Regions from separate parts of the Homo sapiens genome. Here region 2 is linked to region 1. The links are chromatin loops, found by intact Hi-C in ENCODE. Cell type or tissue: psoas muscle. All regions are shown on one strand. Links, peaks and the distances in the headings refer to the core of each region. The heading gives the core; the rest is flanking DNA. Region 1 overlaps PRPF3 (pre-mRNA processing factor 3). Region 2 overlaps MRPS21 (mitochondrial ribosomal protein S21).

Region 1 (10,368 bases), core at 1,437-9,436:
CGGGGGGCGGTATGGAGTTTCGCTCTTGTTGCTCTTGTTGCCCAGGCTGGAGTGCGATGGCGTGATCTCGGCTCACCGCAACCTCTACCTCCCAGGTTCAAACGATTCTCCTGCCTCAGCCTCCCAAGTAGCTGGGATTACAGGTGCACGCCACCATGCCCGACTAATTTTTGTATTTATAGTAGAGACAGGGTTTCTCCATGTTGGTCAGGCTGGTCTTGAACTCCCAACCTCAGGTGATCCGCCTGCCTCGGCCTCCCAAAGTGCTGGGATTACAGGCATGAGCCACTGTGCCCAGCCCCTCCATTTCTTTTTTTTTTTTTTTGAGAGAGTTTTGCCCTTGTTACCCAGGCTGGAGTGCAATGGTGCAATCTCAGCTCACCGCAACCACCGCCTCCTGGGTTCAAGTGATTCTCCTGCCTCGGCCTCCCGAGTAGCTGGAATTACAGGCATGAGCCACCACGCCTGGCTAATTTTGTATTTTTAGTAGAGACGGGGTTTCGCCATATTGGTCAAGCTGGTCTCGAACTCCTGACCTGAGGTCCGACTGCCTTGGCCTCCCAAAGTGCTGGGATTACAGGCATGAGTCACTGCGCCCGGCCATATATCTTCTATTTTTAAAATGTGCTTATTTCTAGTATATGTGCTGCTGAAGCGAGCAGTAAAATGTGCTTATTTCTATTAATGAATTCTTTATTATAAAAGTGGTACATTATTACAAAAGTAGTAAATGTTTATTAAGATTAGAAACAAATTCTAATTATACAGAAGAGTACTTACTGAGACCCAGCACAGTGGCTCACGCCTATAATCCCAGCACTTTGGGAGGATGAGGTGGTTGGATCACTTGAGCTCAGGAGTTCAAGACCAGCCTGGGCAATATGGCGAAACCCCGTCTCTACAAAAAATACAAAAATTAGCCTGGCCTGGTGGCGTCTGCCTGTAGTCCCAGCTACTTGAGAGGCTGAGGTGGGAAGATTGCTTCAGCTTTGGAGTTTGAAGCTGCAGTGAGCTGTGACTATGCCACTGCACTCCAGCCTGGGCACCAGAGTGAAACCCTGTCTTAAAAAAAAAAAAGAAAAAGTCTCAGGCCAGGTGCAGTGGCTCATGCCTATACTCCCAACACTTTGGGAGGCTGAGGTGGGCGGATTACGAGGTCAGGAATTCGAGACTAACCTGGCCAACATGGTGAAACCCAGTCTCTACTAAAAATACAAAAATTAGTGGGGCGTGGTGGCCAGTGCCTATAATCCCAGCTACTTGGGAGGCTGAGGCAGGAGAATCGCTTGAATCTGGGAAGCGGAGGTTGCAGTGAGCCGAGATCGCACCATTGCACTCCAGCCTGGGTGACAGTGCGAGACTGTGTCTCAAAACAAAAGTCTCTTCCTATTCGCTGATCTCTTCAGACCAGTCTTTATAGGTAATTGCTATTAATAGTTTTTCTTCTGAAGGAGCAATCAAAAAATAAAAATTAAAAAAAAAGGTTTTCATGTATCCTGCCTTATCCCAGATTCTTCAATTTATGCATACAAATTAGATGATAATAACCATAGTATTTGTTCTCTGTTTTATAAGTTCCCACCTGCATATTTGTTATCTTTTTTTAATCAACTTTTTTTTTTAGAGATAGGGTCTTGCTCTATTGCTCAGGCTGGTGTGCAGTGGCGCAGTCATAGCTCGCTACAGCCTTGAACTCCTAGGGACAAGCAATCCTCCAGTCTCAGCTTCTCAAGTATCTGAGACCTCAGGTCCACACCACTGTGCCTGGCTAATTTTTTTTTTTTTTTTTTTTTTTTTTAGAAATGGATCTCACTATGTTGCCTAGGCTTGTCTTGAACTCTTAGCCTTGAGTGATCCTCCCACCTCAGCCTCCCAAAGTGCTGGGATTATAGGCATGAGCTACTGTGCCCAGCCCTACCTTCACATATCTCAGCACCCTCATCTTTCAATTTTCTTCTATTTATCTCTGAAGAGTACTTACTGAAAAAGTCCCGGCTTCTTAGAGAACCAGTATTAATGTTGTAGGAATTTAGTTTTCAGGAATTGTCTCTCATGTTCAGAAATAAGCCAAGTTCTGCTCCAGCCTCCTTATTGGAGTCTACTCCCTGAACGCCTCTTGAGGTATTGCTTTATGACTGCCATTGCTGCTGGTAACTTTGGCAAGAATGCCATTCTGCCCAGTACTGTCTTTTTCTGTTGTAATTCTCTGCTGGTACCTGCTCTTCTTCTGTTCCCCGCCCCCAGTTGTTCTTTGTTGCTGGGCCCCAAAGCCTCCTGCTTATATAAATAGTTTCTGGGGCCTTTTTGAAGGCTCAGATTTAGTCCTTAAGGCCTGGTAGGAGATAAGTTTATCTCATTCCACCTTCCATAGTTCTTCCTGACTTGCTGTTCCACCCAGGCACCAGAGCAAATAATTCCTCACTTCATTTCAAAAAACTAAAAGCCTTATGCATATGAATTCGTAAAATCTCATACAAATATCCAAGGAGGCCGGGCGCGGTGGCTCACGCCTATAATCCCAGCACTTTGGGAGGCTGAGGCGGGAGGATCACGAGGTCAGGAGATCGAGACCATCCTGGCTAACACGGTGAAACCCCGTCTCTACTAGAAATACAAAAAATCAGCTGGGCGTGGTAGCGGGCGCCTGTAGTCCCAGCTACTCCAGAGGCTGAGGCAGGAGAATGGTGTGAACCCGGGAGGCGGAGCTTGCAGTGAGCCGAGATCGTGCCACTGCACTCCAGCCTGGGCGACAGAGCGAGACTCTGTCTCAGAAAAACACAAATATCCAAGGAAATGGAGGTCACAATTTTTTTTTAACCATAAAATCACGTTCAGCTGGGCACATGTCTCACAAATGTTACTAGGTCTTCTTATAAAAGAATATTATCTGATTTAAATAAGAAATTGAAGTGTTTTTATTATATATCTCTTTTCTAGGGTACAGCCAAAGACCGGAGCTTTGGAGAGATGAAGTTTAAACAGTGTCCTACAGAGAACATGGCTCGTGAGCATTTCAAAAAGCATGGGGCTGAACACTACTGGGACCTTGCGCTGAGTGAATCTGTGTTAGAGTCCACTGATTGAGACTACTGCAAGCCCTTGCCTCTCCTCCCTTGCCTTTGTCTCTTCAGTCCTCTCACTTATTCTATTTCCCAACCCCCTCCCACTTGTTTGTGTGATCTCAGAACTGTGCCAAGCAGACACTGGGACAAAGGGAGAATATCTTGCTCCCCTCCTGAGTCAGCCTGGTGTTGCCCTTTATTCCCCTTATGTGCATATGATTAAAGAGTTATTTTTAAACTTGGTGTGATATTTTTCACACATTCGTAAGTATTAGAGTTTGGGTCTACAGGTGATCTTTTTTCCGGACTTTTAGCAATTGCTGTGGAAAAAAACATTTTTTGTCATTGACATTTATTTATATATATAAATGGATGAATGGATGGATGGATAGATGGATGTGTATTTTTGAAGTCTAGTGGAAATGTTTGATCTCATCCTGGAGCTAGAATGATAAATACTGTTTTCCTGGAGCAGAATGAAGCAGGGAGATGTGTAAAGTGGTAAGGGAGGAAGGAGGGACAAATGAGTATCCATCCCTTAACCAAGAGAATCACCAGGTTAGACAGATTACCTCAGGACTTGGCTAAGTAGTCTTTCCAGGAAATCAGTTCCTCTAAGGGATGCATATGTGGGAATGTGTGTTGTGGGTGAAATGGACACAGGGAAAGTCCAAGGAGGATGCTATGGGTCAGTTTGTAAAGTGGAATAGGATTTAAGAATTTAGCCCATTTTGTCTCTTTTACTAGTTTAAAAATCCGCTTCTAATAGAAATTGTGTAGTTTTTTTTTTTTTTTTTCTATCTATGAATCCGACTACATGTGGGTGGTTTTATTTCAGCATTTAATGTTTCTGGTTTGATTTTAGGAGTATTTGAAGTCCAAAATTTTTACCATACCTATCCTTCCGTTTCATATTGCCTCTGTTGGGAATGGATCAAACAAGTCAATAGAGCTCCCATACCTTCTTGCTAGGTGGAGCATGCTATGAATTGGTATTGGAGAATGGATGTTTGACAAAAAGTTAAAACATTCTGTGTTATAAAATTAACCCCCTTTAAAAAAAAAAATCTGTATTTCAGGTCCTGGTCAGAGTTCCAACTTTAAGGTAGTATTAGGGAGCACTACCATCAAGGAGGTGGGAAGAGATAGGGGACCACACAGGGCTTTGAGGTAAAACTAGTGCAACTTCTCTCCTTCTTAATTTTAATTTTTTTTTTTTTGTTTTTTGTTTTTAGACCGAGTCTCGCTCTGTCGCCAGGCTGGAGTGCAGTGGTGTGATCTCGGCTCACTGCAACCTCCACCTCCCAGGTTCCAGCAATTCTCCTGCCTCAGCCACCCGAGTAGCTGGGACTACAGGCGCACGCCACCACACTCAGCTAATTTTTGTATTTTTTAGTAGAGATGGGGTTTCACCATATTGGCCAGGCTGGTCTCAATCTCCTGACCTCGTGATCTGCCCACCTCGGCCTCCCAGAGTACTGGGATTACAGGTGTGAGCCACCGCGCCTGGCCTGATTTTAATTTTTTTGAGCTCCAGCTCAAAGGATTCTCCTTTTTTAGAGATAAGCAAGCTGAGCTTGGTGGCTCCTGCCTGTAATCCCAGCATTTTGGGAGGTCGAGGCAGGCAGATCATCTGAGGTCAGGAATTCGAGACCAGCCTGCCCAACATGGTGAAACCCCATCTCTACTAAAAATACAAAAAATTAGCTGGGTGTGGTGGTGGGCACCTGTAATCCCAGCTACTTAGGAGGCTGAGGCAGGAGAATTGCTTGAACCCAGAAGGCGGAGGTTGCAGTGAGTCAAGATCGTGTCACTGCACTCCAGCCTGGGCGACGAGAGCAAAACTCCTTCTCAAAAAAAAAAAAAAAAAAGGCCAGGAGTGATGGCTCACGCCTCTAATCCCAGCACTTTGGGAGGCCGAGGCGGGTGGATCACGAGGTCAAGAGATTGAGACCATCCTGGCCAATATGGTGAAACGCTGTCTCTACTAAAAATACAAAAATTAGCTGGCATTGTGGCACGTACCTGTAGTCCTAGCTACTTCGGAGGCTGAGGCAGGAGAATCACTTGAACCTGGGAAGCGGAGGTTGCAGTGAGCCGAGATCGCGCCACTGCACTCCAGCCTGACGACAGAGCCAGTCTCCGTCTCAAAAGAAAAAAGCCAAAAAAAGAGATAAGCACGGCTGGGCGCAGTGGCTCACGCCTATAATCCCAGAACTTTGGGAGGCTGAGGTCGGTGGATCACCTGAGATCTGGAGTTTGAGACCAGCCTGACCAACATGGAGAAACCCCATCTCTACTAAAAATACAAAACTAGCCGAGCGTGGTGGTGCATGCCTGTAATCCCAGCTACTCGGGAGGCTGAGGCAGGAGAACTGCTTGAACCCAGGAGGCAGAGGTTGCCCTGAGCCACGATCGCACCACTGCACTCCAGCCTGGGCAACAAGAGCAAAACTCCATCTCAAAAAAAAAGAGAAAAGCAAACTAACCCAGATGAGTGAGGCTCATCATCTGAAGGATGGTACAGGATGAAATCTTTGAAATAACTCTAGCTTACCAGGACACAGCAATGAAGATTTTGAGTGCTTACTAGTAATTATATCTATGAAACTTGGGAGCTAGAGAATTGAACTAGCTATTTTAGTATTTCTTGATTTAAGCAAATGCAGGGGAAAAATTCATTGTCATAAAAATGAGTGTTTTTGTTCTGTTAAAGGATTTGTTACAAGTATATGTGTAAATAATTTATACACTACTTCAAAAATGAATTGATTGCATAAGATCTAAAAGAAATATTTATATTACAATATGCTATAGTTTATTGTAATGTACCCATAATGAGACTCAAACTTGTCTTGAGTATATCACTCGTCTCTCTGTGCCTCCAGGTGTTAATTGTTGTTAAATTTTCTCAAGCATTACCTCCTTATTTCTCCTTACAAACTTATAAGAGATATGCATTTTAGAGGTGAGGAATCTGAGGCTTAGAGTAAATAATTTGCCCAAGTTTATGACTTAGTAAGTTGTAGAGCTTGATTTGAACCCAGATTTGTTTGAGTACAGACCAAACTGAGCCACTAAGTGTATATTGCCTCATTTGTACAATAAAGAGGTAGGGACAGATATGTTCTTTCAAATGAATGTTATTCTCAGGATAGTTCTTACCTGGGGATGCTGTTATCACTGAAAATACTTTGTGAGCTGGGCGCGGTGGCTCATGCCTGTAATCTCAGCACTTTGGGAGGCCAAGGCGGGCGGATCACGAGGTCAGAAGTTCGAGACCAGCCTGACCAACATGTTGAAACCCCGTCTCTACTAAAAATGCAAAAATTAGCTGGGCATGGAGGCGCGCGCCTGTAATCCCAGCTACTCGAGAGGCTGGGGCAGGAGAATCACTTGAACCCAGGAGGCGGAGGTTGCAGTAAGCGAGATCGCGCCACTGCACTCCAGCCTGGGCGACAGGGCAAGACTCCATCTCAAAAAAAAAAAAAACAAAAACTTTGTGAATTTTGGTAATTTCATCTATTTCCAGTCCTTTTTGAATACCTTTAGTTAACGGCAGTTATTAGTTTTGGAAGAGTCATTTTTTTCATTTTTTATTTTCATTGGAAAGAGTTTTAGAAACCCTTTGGCTGGAATTAATAAATGATTATAGTAAGGTTGCAGGATATAAGGTTACAATACAAAAATCAGTCGCTCTCCTGTATACGAGTAATGAACAAGTAGAATTTGAAATTAAAAGCAATTCCATTTACATTAGCACCAAAAGGAAGTGGAATACTTAGGGATAAATCCAAATATATGTAAGATCTATATGAAGAAAACTACAAAACTCTAATAAAAAAAAAACTAAATAAATGCAATGGTATGTCACATTCATGGTAGGAAGACAGTATTGTAAAGATGTCAGTTCTGGTTGGATGTGGTGGCTCATGCCTGTAATCTCAGCACCTTGGGAGACCGAGGCTGGAAGATCATTGAGACCAGCCTGGACAACATAGGGAGATCCCATCTCTGCAACTTTTTTTATTTTTATTTTTTTTTTGAGACAAGGTCTCGCTTTGTTGCCCAGGTTGGAGTGGTGTGGCATGTTCTCAGCTCACTGCTGCCTTGACGTCCCAGGCTCAAGCAATCCTCCCACCTCTCAGCCTCCCGAGTAGCTGAGTCTACAGGCACATGCCACCACACCTGGCTAGTTTTTAAATTTTTTTGTAGAGACGAGGTATCACTTTGTTGCCCAGGCTGGTCTCCAACTCCAGAGCTCAAGTCATCTTCTTGCCTTGGCTTCCCAAAGTGCTGGGATTACAGCGATGAGTCACTGCACCCGGTCTACAAAAAATTTAAAAATAAAATTAGCCAGGCATGGTGGCATGTGCATGTGGTTCCAGCTACCTGGGCTGGGAGGATCACTTGGGCCTGGGAAGTACCATTGCACTCCAGCCTGGGTGACAGAGTGAGACCCTGTCTCAAGGAAAAAAAAAAAATCCAATAGAGTTGAAGGACTGACATTACCCAACTTTGAGAATTACTGTAAAGCTACAGTAATGAAGGTGGTGTTGTTGTTGTTGTTGTTGTTGTTGTTTTGAGACGGAGTCTCGCTCTATTGCCCAGGCTGGAGTGCAGTGGTGCAATCTCGGCTCACTGTAACCTCCATCTCCCGGGCTCAAGCAGTTCTCCTACCTCAGCCTCCCGAGTAGCTGGGATTACAGGCACCTGCCACCATGCCCAGCTAAGTTTTGCATATTTTTAGTAGAGATGGGGTTTCACCACACTGGCCAGGCTGGTCTTGAACTCCTGACCTGAGGTGATCCACCCGCCTCGGCCTCCCAAAGTACTGGGATTACAGGTGTCAGCCACCGTGGCTGGCTTTTTTTTTTTCTGAGACGGAGTTTCACTCTTGTTGCCCAGGCTCGAGTGCAATGGTGCAATCTTAGCTCACTGCAAACTCCACCTCCCGGGTTCAAGTGATTCTCCTGCCTCAGCCTCCCAAGTAGCTGAGATTACAGGCATGTGCCACCATGCCCAGCTAATTTTGTATTTTTAGTAGAGATGAGGTTTCACCATGTTGGTCATGCTGGTCTTGAACTCCCGACCTCAGGTGATCCACCAGCCTCGGCCTCCAAAGTGCTGGGATTACAGGAGTGAGCCACCATGCCCAGCTGGTAGTATAGTATTGGTGAAAGAATAGATCAGTGGAACAGAGTAGAGATCACAGAGATAGACTCACATAGTCAACTGCTCTTTGATAAAGGAGCAAAAGCAATATAAAGGAGAGATAATCTTTTTTAAAAATTGGTGTTGGAACAACTGGATGTTCACATGCAAAAAAGTGAATCTAGACACAAATTAACTCAAAATAGGTAACAGACCTAAATGTAAAATGCAAACCTGTAAAGTACCTAGTAGATAACAGAAAATGTAGCTGACTTGGGGTTGGCCTTGACTTTTTTTTTTTTTTTTTTTTTTTGAGATGGAGTCTCACTCTGTCACCCCCGCTGGAGTGCAATGGTGTGGTCTCTGCTCACTGCAACCTCTGCCTCCCAGGTTCAAGCGATTCTCTGGCCTCAGCCTCTCGAGTAGCTGGGACTACAGGTGTGTGTCACCACACCCAGCTAATTGTATATTTAGTAGGAATGGGGTTTCACTTAGTTGTCCTGGCTGGTCTCGAACTCCTGACCTCCTGATCCGCCTGCCTTGGCCTCCCAAAGTGCTGGGATTACAGGTGTGAGCCACCGTGCCCAGCCAGCCTTGACTTTTTAGAAACAACACCAAAGGCATGATCTATGAAAGAAAAAATTATAAACTGGACTTAATTAAAATGAAAAATTCTGCTGTGCAAAAGACACTGTCAAGAAAATGAAAAGAAGGGCTGGGTGTGGTGGCTCATGCCTGTATTCCCACACTTTGGGATGGTGAGGCAGGCGGATCACTTGAAGTCAGGAGTTCAAGACCAGCCTGGCCCATATGGTGAAACCCCGTCTCTACCAAAAATACAAAAAATTAGCCGGGCATCATAGTGGGCGCTTGTAATCCCAGCTACTCAGGAGACTGAGGCATGAGAATTGCTCGAACCCAGGAGGCGGAGGTTGCAGTGAGCCGAGATCACACTACTGCACTTCAGCCTGGGCAACAGGGCAAGACTCCATCACCAAAAAAAAAGAAGGCCTCATACTGGAAGAAAATATTTGCAAAAGATGTATCTGATAAAGGACTTATCCAAAATATACAAAGAACTCCTAAAACTCAACACTAAGAAAATGAACAACTCAATTAAAAAGTGGGGCTGGCGCGGTGGCTCACACCTGTAATCCCAGCACTTTGGGCGGTCAAGGTGGGCGGATCATGTGAGGTCAGGAGTTCCAGACCAGCCTGGCCAACATGGCGAAACCCTGTCCCTACTAAAAATACAAAAATTAGCCGGGCATGGTGGCACATGTCTGTAATCCCAGCTACCTGACATGCTGAGGCAGGAGAATTGTTTGAACCCAGGAGGCTGAGGTTGCAGTGACCTGAGATCCTGCCACTGCACTCCAGCCTGGTCAACAGACAGACTCCGTTTAAAAAAAAAAAAGGGCCCGGCACGGTGGCTGACGCCTGTAATCCCAGCACTTTGGGAGGCCAAGGCAGGCAGATCACTAAGTCAGATCGAGACCATCCTGGCTAATGGTGAAACCCCGTCTCTACTAAAAATACAAAAAATTAGCTGGGTGTGGTGGCAGGCGCCTGTAATCCCAGCTACTCGGGAGGCTGAGGCAGGGGAATGGCGTGAACCCAGGAGGCGGAGCTTGCAATGAGCCGAGATGGCGCCACTGCACTCCAGCCTGGGCGACAGAGTGAGACTCCGTTTCAAAAAAAAAAAAAAAGTGGGCCGAAGACCTTAACGGACACATCATCAAAAAAAGATACAGAGATGGCAAATAAACATATGAAAAGATGCTCCACATCAGGCTGGGCACAGTGGCTCACACCTGCAATCCCAGCACTTTGGGAAGCCAAGGTGAGCACATTACCTGAGGTCGGGTGTTCAAGACCAGCCTGACCAACATGGAGAAACCCTGTGGCTACTAAAAATACAAAATTAGCCAGGCATGGTGGCGCATGCCTGTGATCCCAGCTACTTGGGAGGCTGAGGCAGGAAAATCGCTTGAACCTGGGAGGCGGAGGTTGCAGTGAGCCAAGATCGTGCCATTGCACTCCAGCCTGGGCAACAAGAGCAAAACTCCTTCTCAAAAATTAAAAAAGTCCATGCACAGTGGCTCATGCCTGTAATCCCCACACTTTGGGAGGCCGAGGCGGGTGGATCACC
Region 2 (10,368 bases), core at 1,005-9,004, 52 kb before region 1:
CCTCACATGATCCACCCGCCTTGGCCTCCCAAAGTGCTGGGATTACAGGCTTGAGCCACTGCACCTGGCCTAAAATGAACGTCTTTATAGGTAACATCCAGACCCTGCAGTGAGTTAGCTAGGGAGATGAATGTTGAATTTGGGAAAAGGCATGTATTACGTGTAACTTCACTCTTTTTTTCTGACTTCTCCCTGTAAATCTTCTTCTGTATGATTTATTTTGGTAGATTTAGATAGGTCTTCTGGCCATGGTTGTTGAGATGTTTGTTATTGAAAGATCAAAGGATAGCTGTTGCTTAATGGTAAAACAAATTTCCAACAGGCTCAGTTTTAGTTCCCTTATTCCTAAAGTATAGATAACACAAAAGCAAGAATTTTGTTTTTAGAAAATTAGCTACTTTGACAAAAAACAACAAAATTTGTGGTACAGTATTATTTATTGAACCACTTTTTTTTTGAGACGGAGTCTCCCTCTGTCGCCCAGGCTGGAGCGCAGTGGCGCAATCTCTGCTCACTGTGACCTCCGCCTCCCGAGTTCAAGCGATTCTCCTGCCTCAGCCTCCCGAGTAGCTGGGACTACAGGCGCATGCCACTACCCCGGCTAATTTTTTGTATTTTTAGTAGAGACGGGGTTTCACCATGTTAGCCAGAATGGTCTCGATCTCCTGACCTCGTGATCTGCCCACCTCAGCCTCCCAAAGTGCTGGGATTACAGGCGTGAGCCACCATGCCCAGCTGAACCACTTCTTACAGTTGTATCAAGAGAGTAGCGGCTGGGTGCAGTGCCTCAGTCTTGTATTCTCAGCAATTTGGGAGGCTAAGAATGGTGGATCACTTGAGGCCAGGAGTTCGAGACTAGCCTGGCCAACATGGCGAAACCCCGTCTTTACTAAAAATACAAAAATTAGCCATGCATGGTGGCACAGGTCTGTAATCCCAGCTACTCCGTAGGCTGAGGCAGAAGAGCCGCTTGAACCTGGGAGGCAGAGACTGCAGTGATGCCCCATATCATATATGGAATGCATCCCCATTTACACCTAAAATTTGAAACAGAATCTGAGAAACAAAATATTTCTAATCTCCTTCCTGATCCTCTTCACTGATACCAGGTTTGCAGAAAATATAAGGCCAGCTCTTATCTTTTGAGAGAAGACTCTTATTTCTTTGTCTAAGATTGTCTATACCCCTTTTTATCTGCCTCTTTTAAAAATCCTTGTCCAGCCACTATATTTTTAATTTAATCAACACTCAGTTTTTGCTTTTCCTGTTTTTTTTTCTGTTTTTTGTTTGTTTGTTTGTTTGTTTGTTTGAGACGATGTCTCGCTCTTGTCCCCCAAGCTGGAGTGCAGTGGCATGATCTCGGCTCACTGCAACCTCCGCCTCCCAGGTTCAAGTGATTCTCCTGCCTCAGCCCCCCGTGTAGCTGGGATTACAGGCACTTGCCACCACGCCTGGCTAGTTTTGGTATTTTTAGTAGAGACGGGGTTTCACCATGTTGGCCAGGCTGGTCTCGAACTCCTGACCTCAGGTGATCCACCCGCCTCTGTCTCCCAAAGTGCTGGGATTACAGGTGTGAGCCACCACACCCAGCCCACATACTACTTTTATGGTTCTCTTTTTGTTGGTGACTGGCATTTTACACAAACCTATTTCCTGGGTCGAAGTGTTAATATTAGAGAGCCGGAGAGTGGTCAGTGTGACACCCTGTGGTTTCAACCCTGGCTGCCTATTAGGATCACCTAGGGAACGAACCATCAAGAAAACAAAACTAATGCCAGGGCCCAATCTGAGATGAATCAGAATCTCCAGGGGTTGCAACCTGGATGGCAGCATTTTAAAAAACATACCATGAGATTTCACCAGGATTGAAAATTATTATAATAGACTTGTAGCCTCCTGGCTGGGCACAGTGACTCATGCCTGTAATCCCAGCACTTTGGGAGGCTGAGGGGGGCGGATCATTTGAGGTTAGGAGTTCAAGACCAGCCTGGCCAACATGGTAAAACCCCGTCTCTACTAAAAATATAAAAATTAGCCGGGTATGATGGTGCATACCTGTAATCCCAGCTATTCGGGAGGCTGAGGCAGGAGAATCGCTTGAACCTGGGAGCTGGAGGTTGCAGTGAGCCGAGATCGCGCCACTGCACTCCAGCCTGGGTGACAAAGTGAGACCCTGTCTCAAAAAAAAAAAGGCTTGTAGCCTCCTTAAGGACAGAAACCTATGCTTTTTCATTTGTGTATCTCTTGGATTTACCAAAGTGTCTGGCACATCCAAAGCTCTCATTAAATGTCTACTTAATGAACATAAATGTTCCTTTATCTTTTTTGTCACTTATTTAATGTTTGTCAAACTTTTTTACTGAAGTGTCGTTAACAGCAGAGGAGAGTGAATGAACTATAGGGGTTCTGCTACTATAAGCAAACATGGAATTTCTTTGAAGCTTCCCTAAATTAAAATGTAAGGTGAACTTCGTATTCGTTGCCATTGCATCTGTTTTATGGGTAACACCCCCACTCCTTCGAGTTAAAATTGGTGCCTCCAGGCAGATGCATCAAATTTGTCCAGAAACTTGTATCCTTTGGCATTCTGTTAATTACCCTGGTTAAGAAGCACAGTATTACCTTTTCTTCAGGGATTAAAACACCAAAGTAGGAGTAGGATTTGGAAAAAAGCAATTTACATTGCTTAAAAAGAAAAGAATTATATTCTTTTCTTTTTAAGAAAGAAGAGGAGTGGTTAGAAAAATAAATTTGGCCAGGCGCGGTGGCTCACCCCTGTAAGCTCAGCACTTTGGGAGGCCGAGGCGGGTGGATCATCTGAGGTCAGGAGTTCAAGACCAGCCTGGCCAACATGATGAAACCCTGTCTCTACTAAAAAAAATACAAAAATTGGCCGGGCGCGGTGGCTCATGCCTGTAATCCCAGCACTTTGGGAGGCTGAGGGGGGCGGATCACGAGGTCAGGAGATCGAGACCATCCTGGCTAACACAGTGAAACCCCGTCTCTACTAAAAATACAAAAAATTAGCTGGGCGCCGTGGCGGGCGCCTATAGTCCCAGCTACTCGGGAGGCTGAGGCAGGAGAATGACGTGAACCCGGGAGGCGGAGCTTGCAGTGAGCCAAGATGGCGCCATTGCACTCCAACCTGGGGGACGAGAGCGAGACTTCGTCTCAAAAGAAAAAAAATTAGCCGGACATGGTGGCAGGTGCCTGTAATCCCAGCTACTCAGGAGGCTGAGGCAGGAGAATCGCTTGAACCCAGGAGGCGGAGGTTCCAGTGAGCCGAGATCGCGCCATTCATTGCACTCCAGCCTGGGGGACGAGAGCGAGACTTCGTCTCAAAAAAGGAAAAGAAATTCAAGTCCCATAGACTCAGAGTCCCATAAATTGTATTATAGCTTCGCGGGGCAGGGGGGAAATGAACAAATATTTCAGTCTTAGAATAATTTTCTTTTTCCTTTCTTTTTTTTTTAATACGGAGTCTCTCTCTGTTGCCCAGACTGCGTGGTCTCGCCTCACTGCAACCTCTGTCTCCCGGGTTCAAGTGATTCTCCTGCCTCAGCCTCCCGAGTAGCTGGGATTACAGGCACCTGCCACCACGTCCGGCTAATTTTTTGTAGTAGAGACGGGGTTTCACGATGTTGGCCAGGCTGGTCTCAAACTCCTGACCTCATGATTGGCCCGCCCGGCCTCCCAAAGCGCTGGGATTACAGGGGTGAGCCACCGTGCCCGGCCTCTTAGAATAATTTTCTAGGTAAGGACTTTCAAGCTTGCATACGTGAGCAGACTGATTTTGGAGTGATCCAATCTTCTGTTTTCCTGCTGCCTGTTAAACACATTTTCTGACTGATGCACTTTTCTGTTTCTTCTTTTTCTCTGCTTTTCCCAAATGTCCTCTCTCTAGCCACTTTTTCTGTATATCTTTCTCACACTCCAGGCCTCTCCTGATCTCTTTCAGCTTTCTCATAGCTGGTAGTTTAAAAATAATTTGCTTGTTCTGTGGTCTAATTACAACAATAGGTAGGAGAGCAAATGAGTCTAGAGGGAGGTGATTAAAGCTTTACCATGTTTGGAGTACAGAGAGAGTCTTACAAAGGAAATAGCCTACGTGTCTGTCCAGTGAGGCCACCACAAAATGCCTGTTATATAACTGGGGGCCCTCATTGGTGCCCCGGGATGAGAAGGTGGAGAGTGGGGGTTGCTAGGAAGCCCTGCATGATTGGCTGGCCCCCAAGCAAAGAAAGGTGAGTACACTGGAAGCATGCCCTGTTGACTCCTTTTACTCCTAGTGGGCTACCTTCTGGGTCCATTGAGTCCTTCTGCATACACGTCTGTCCTGACGTAGACTGGCTACACTGACATGTGAGTCTGCCACCCGCACCTCCCCCCGCTCCAGGCAGCTTGGCTCCTTTTACATAATCATTTGAATTTCACTAAAACTGGCAGCTGGTTTCTCCTTCAGTATTAGGTTGCCAGGCGCCCGAACTCCAGGCTGATCTGTTTACTCTAAAGCTCTTGATGTACTAGTCCTTGAACTACTTTTGGAAGCAGAAGGAAGCATCATTAGTAACACCCCCTCTATTCTTGTGTTTTACAAAGCTTTTCTTGCATCCTTTTCTGTTAGAGGTAAAGTTGAGTAGATACCTCTACTATAGGGACTCTGGGGCATTTGAAGATAATCTGTGCCTTTTTTAGTATGACTAGAACGTGTCGGGTAAGGGAGGGAATCCTCACCTGGCATCTTGGAATTTATTTGGTCTGTGTTTTGGAAGTAAGTAGTACATCCAGGGAATGCCATTTACCAACCCCCATCATTATATTCTTTCTTTTCCCTTCACCATTCTTATGTTCTTTTGTTATTCTTTTTCCTTGTCTTGCCCTTTTGCCTGACAGTACAGGCATTTCCTTGGTAAGATGATCACCTTTGTTTTAGAAGCCTTTTGGAACTCCAGTAGGGTTCCTTGAGTCATACTCAACCCCTTCCTCCTCTTGCAGTGTTGTTTCATCCTACTTTTAAACTGTCTTTGTCATTCCAATAGGTTCGTCTTCCTAGGTCATATTTACTCAGGGTCTCTGTCGTTTTTATATTCTCTCAAATCCAGTCTCCTTGTACTTTTTACATTATATATCCAATCTTTTTCTTTCAGGGGCTTTTTTCTATATTTTCTCCAATATACTACTTTCTAGTCCAAAAAGCAACCTTCATTAGACAGTATTAAACACAAAGTCTCAGCAGAAATAAATGTTTACATGTTTAGATCATTCTTTTATCCAAGTGTCCCTTATCGGCTTCCATTTCCTCTTTACTCTGATTGAAGAGTCTAGCCCAGCTCTTCACTCCCTCTTTTACCCATGGATACTGCAACAGTTTGTCTTCTGAAATGGGTGGTTTTTGTTTGAGAAGCAGAATACTGTTGTAGAGCACTTTACTAAAGACCTGAATTCTGTTTATAGTTCCATTTTGTGATCTTGGGCGGGTCAGCCTCTCTGAACTTCAGTTTCCTCATCTATAAAAAGAGGACATTATTTGCCTAAACAATTTCATAGGAGTGTAGTTAGGATGATGGATATAAAAATGCTATCTAAACTCTAATATGCCATCGTAGTAAAGGTAATACTATTGAGGCTTTCTGAGCTATATCCCCAATAACTGTATATATTGTAAGGTCACTTAATCCCTTGTGCTATGGACATTTATTAGTCATCTAGAGGACTCATTTTTGGCATACATTTCCTAGTTGTTCTTTGCCAAGTATTTTGTTAGGTGCAAAAGTGAATACAGATTTGATCTCTAACCTTAGAAAAGACACAACCCAATGAGGGGTTCAATGTAATACTGTTTGATCAGTGCTATAAAAGAGACATCAGCCGGGCGTGGTGGCTCACGCCTGCAATCCCAGCACTTTGGGAGGCCGAGGTGGGTGGATCACCTGAGGTCAGGAGTTTGAGACCAGCCTGGCCAACATGGTGAAACCCTGTCTCTACTAAAAATGCAAAAATTATCCAGGTGTGGTGGTACGCCCCTGTAATCCCAGCTACTCAGGAGGCTGAGGCGGGAGAATTGCTTGAACCTGAGAGGTTGAGGCTGCAGTGAGCCAAGATGGTGACACTGCACTCCAGCCTGGGCAACAGAGCGAGGCCCTGCCTACAAAAAAAAAAAAATGGTGCCATGGTGTTGGTTGTCCCTGGACCATCAGCAGCAATATCAGCTGGGAATTGTTAGAAATGCAAATTCTTGGCCCCTACTCTAGGCCTACAGAATCAGAAACTGTGGCACAGCAATCTGTGGTGTTCTTTGAAATAGGGTTTCACAGCCAAGCGCAGTGGCTCATGCCTGTAATCCCAGCACTTTGGGAGGCCAAGGCAGGCAGATCATGAGGTCAGAAGTTCAAGACCAGCCTGACCAATATGGTGAAACTCCGTCTCTACTAAAAATACAAAAATTAGCTGGGCGTGGTGGTGCGTGTCTGTAGTCCCAGCTACTCGGGAGCCTGAGGCAAGAGAATCTCTTGAACCTGGGAGGCGGAGGTTGCAGTGAGCCGAGATCGTGCCACTGCAACTCCTGCCTGGGCAACAGAGCGAGACTCTGTCTCAAAAAAAAAAAAAAGGCCGGTTGCGGTGGCTCATGCCTGTAATCCCAGCACTTTGGGAGGCTGAGGCGGGTGGATCACCTGAGGTCAGGAGTTCGAGACCAGCCTGCCAACATGGCGAAACCTTATGTCTACTAAAAATAACAAAAATTAGCTGGTGCTTGTAATTCCGGCTACTTGGGAAGCTGAGGCAGGAGAATCGCTTGAACCCAGAAGGCGGAGGTTGCAGTGAGCCAAGATTGCGCCATTGCACTCCAGCCTGGGCAACAAGTGCGCAACTCCGTCTCAAAAGAAAGAAAGAAATAGGGTCTTGCTTGCCCAGGCTGGAGTGCAGTGCCACAATCATGGCTCACTGCAGTCTCAACCTCCTGGGATAAAGCATTTCTCCCATTCTCCCATGTCAGCCTCCCAAGTAGCTGGGAGTGCAGGTGTGTGTGCCACCATGTCTGGTTAATTTTTATTTTTTGTGGAGATGGGGTTCTCACTATGTTGCTCAGGCTAGTGTCAAACTCCTGGGCTCAAGTGATCCTCCCAGCTCGGCCTCCCAAAGTCCTGGGATTACAGGTGTGAGCCACCATGGCCAGCCAGCAATCCCTGTTTTAACAAGCTTTCCAGATGACTACTGCATGCCAAAGTTTGATTTCACCTGAACTAGTTTACAGATGTGATAACAATTGATTTGGGCCTTTGAGGAACAAGTAGGATTTCATCAGGAAGAAAAAGAAAAGAATGATATTCCAAGTAAAGGGAACATCATGAGCAAAGAAAAAAACAAGTATGTAGGATGCTTGGAGAACTGCATATACTTAAGTGTGACTAGAGCATAGGCATTATAGGGCACGTGTTTTGTTTTTGTTTTTTGAGATGGAGTCTCCATCTTTTGCCCAGCTGGAGTGCAGTGCCTTGATCTCGGCTCATTGCAACCTCCACCTCCCAGGTTCAAGCTATTCTCCTGCCTCCGCTTCCCGAGTAGCTGGGATTACAGGTGGGCACCACCATGCCCAGCTAATTTTTGTATTTTTAGTAGAGATGGGGTTTCACCATGTTGGCCAGGCTTGTCTCGAACTCCTGACCTCAAGTGATCAGTAGGGCAGGTTATTAAAAGATATATATATAGGGGGCAATTGTTTGGGCTTTGAGCTTAGACTAGTAGTTCCAAAATCTGTCTGTACATTGGAATCACCTTGGAAACTGAAAAACCTGCTCATGTCCCTTTCCCTCTCCTTTGTGATTTAATTGGACTGGGTGTGGCCCAGGGTTCGGAATGTTTAAAAGATCCCTGGGCAGTTCTGATGTGCAGATGATTCTGGGAACTTTAGTGGCTTAGGCCACTCTGTATATTAGGAAAGATTTTTTAGCACCAGAGTGACATGATCTGATTTATGTTTTAGGGCAATAATTGGTGTAGGAAAAGAGAGTGGAAATAGGGCAACCTACTTATTCACATTTCAGATGAGTTGTTCTTTAGGATCCCTTCACAACCACTTTCTTGTTCTCAAGTTCAGGTTTAATGCCTCCTGTGAGTTTGTTTTTGTTTTGTTTTTCCTTGAGACAAGAGTCTGTTGCCCAGGCTGGAGTGCAGTGGCACCATCTCGGCTCACTACAGCCTCCACCCCGAGTTCAAGGGATTCTCCTGCCTCAGCCTACTGAGTACAGGTGCCCACCACTACGCCTGGCTAATTTTTGTATTTTTAGTAGAGGTGGGGTTTCACCATGTTGGCCAGCCTGGTCTTGAACTCCTGACCTCAAGTGATCTTTTTGAGATGGAGTTTCACTCTTGTTGCCCAGGCTGGAGTGCAGTGGCGCAACCTTGGCTTACTGCAATCTCCGCCCCCAGGGTTCAAGCAATTCTCCTGCCTCAGCCTTCCGAGTAGCTGGGATTACAGGCATACACCACCATGCCCGGCTAATTTTGTATTTTTAGTAGAGACAGGGTTTCTCCATGTTGGTCAGGCTGGTCTCAAACTCCTGACCTCAGGTGATCCGCCCACCTCGGCCTCCCACAGTGCTGGAATTACAGGTGTGAGCCACCAGCCTGACAGGATGGAACTTTAAGTAAGAGAATCACCTTAAGAATCACCCCTAGTGATTCTGTTCTTACTGAAAATGGCTCTCCCCAGTTGAGGTCTCTGAAATGCCCCATTAGTTGAGAATCATTGCTGTAGGGAGACATGTTCTTCAGGTACTGTATCATATCCCTCAGGTGTGTTGTGGTAGAGTAGATTTGAGAACATAACTTTGACTATAAACTCTCCAAGAGCAAGGGCCATGTAATTAATTGCTTTTTTATTTCCCCAATTTTTTTTTTTTGAGACAAGAGTCTCACTCTGTTGCCCAGGCTGGAGTGCAGTGGTGCAATCTCAGCTCACTGCAACCTCCACCTCCTAGGTTCAAACACTTCTCCTGCCTGCCTCCTGAGTAGCTGGGAGGGACTATAGGCGCCCGCCATCATGCCCAGCTAATTTTTGTATTTTTAGTAGAGACGGGGTTTCACCATATTGGTCAGGCTGGTCTCGAACTCCCGACCTCAGGTGATCCACCTGCCTCGGCTTCCCGAAGTGCTAGGATTACAGGCATGAGTCACTGTGCCCAGTCCTTTTTTTTTTTTTTTTTTTTTTCCTTTGAGTCAAGGTGTCACTCTGTTGTCCAGGCTGGAATGCAGTGGTAGGATCTCAGCTCACTGCAGCCATGAACTCCCAGGTTCAATTGATCCTCCCACCTCAGCCTCCTGAGTAGAGGGGACTACAGGCATGTACCACCATGCCTGGTTAATGTTTGTATTATTTGCAGAGACGGGGTTTTGCCGTGTTGCCCATGCTGAACAATATTTTTTTTCTTTTTTGAGACAGGGTCTTATTCTGTCACCCAGGCTGGAGTACACTGGTGCAAACACAGCACACTGCAGCCTCAGTCTCCCCTGGGCTCAAGTGATGCTCCCACCTCAGCCTCGTGAGTCGCTAGCACTACAGACACATATTACGAAGCCTGGCTAATTATTTTTATTTTTTGTAGAAACAGGGTTTTGCCATGTTGCCTAGGCTGGTCTCAAACTCCTGGGCTCAATCTGCTCACCTTGGGCTCCCAGGGTGGTGGGATTACAGGCATGAGCCACTGCACCCGGCCCACAGATTCTTATTGAGGCCTTTGTAAGTAGGCAGTTAATGCTCTATTGCCACCATTTCCCACTGTATTTTTTATAAATACCAATTGTTTGGTCAATCGACTTCTATTTATGAAACTGGAAAAGAATAATGATGATCCCAAATGTCTAACCTCATTGCTTGCCTTTATACAGAATCCTCACTATGGATGGGCTCATTGAGGACATTAAGCATCGGCGGTATTATGAGAAGCCATGCTGCCGGCGACAGAGGGAAAGCTATGAAAGGTGCCGGCGGATCTACAACATGGAAATGGCTCGCAAGATCAACTTCTTGATGCGAAAGAATCGGGCAGATCCGTGGCAGGGCTGCTGAGGCCTGTGGGTGGGACACCCAGTGCGAAACCCTCATCCAGTTTTCTCTCCATCTCTTTTCTTTGTACAATCCCATTTCCTATTACCATTCTCTGCAATAAACTCAAATCACATGTCTGCAAGAAGGCCTCCAAATATAGAAACAATCCCATTAGTCAGCAGTGGACCCTGTCTTTTATTAAGTGAAAGAAGAAACTGAGTCTGAAAGTACTCTAGGAGTAGAATGGTATTTGCCAGGGACTGGAGGAGGGGGCAGTGAGGAGTTATTGTTTAATGGGTACAGAGTTTCAGTTTGGGCAGATG

What was found. Hi-C counts contacts between places; a loop is a spot of excess contacts. Peaks named below come from ENCODE experiments on the same cell type or tissue, not always from the same donor. Only the 100,000 strongest peaks of a DNase experiment are listed, where the experiment ranks them.
Region 2: a loop joins it to region 1, with 2.4 times the contacts of the local background. A loop is called at or near these places in 8 of 110 quality-filtered maps.

Annotation. Positions count from the first base shown.
Region 1 is chr1:150,349,896-150,360,263 of GRCh38, forward strand. PRPF3 (pre-mRNA processing factor 3) reads left to right here. Exons shown (of 16, transcript NM_004698.4): 16 at 2,938-3,338. The coding sequence ends at 3,084. Among named protein-coding and RNA genes, the nearest start is that of RPRD2, 9.1 kb to the right of the region's middle. In psoas muscle, for the core only: no CTCF peak of the experiment used is centred there; no DNase peak of the experiment used is centred there.
Region 2 is chr1:150,298,163-150,308,530 of GRCh38, forward strand. It overlaps MRPS21 (mitochondrial ribosomal protein S21), which reads left to right. Exons shown (of 3, transcript NM_031901.6): 3 at 9,886-10,368. The coding sequence ends at 10,066. Among named protein-coding and RNA genes, the nearest start is that of MRPS21, 9.5 kb to the left of the region's middle. In psoas muscle, for the core only: no CTCF peak of the experiment used is centred there; a DNase peak (open chromatin) is centred at 4,397.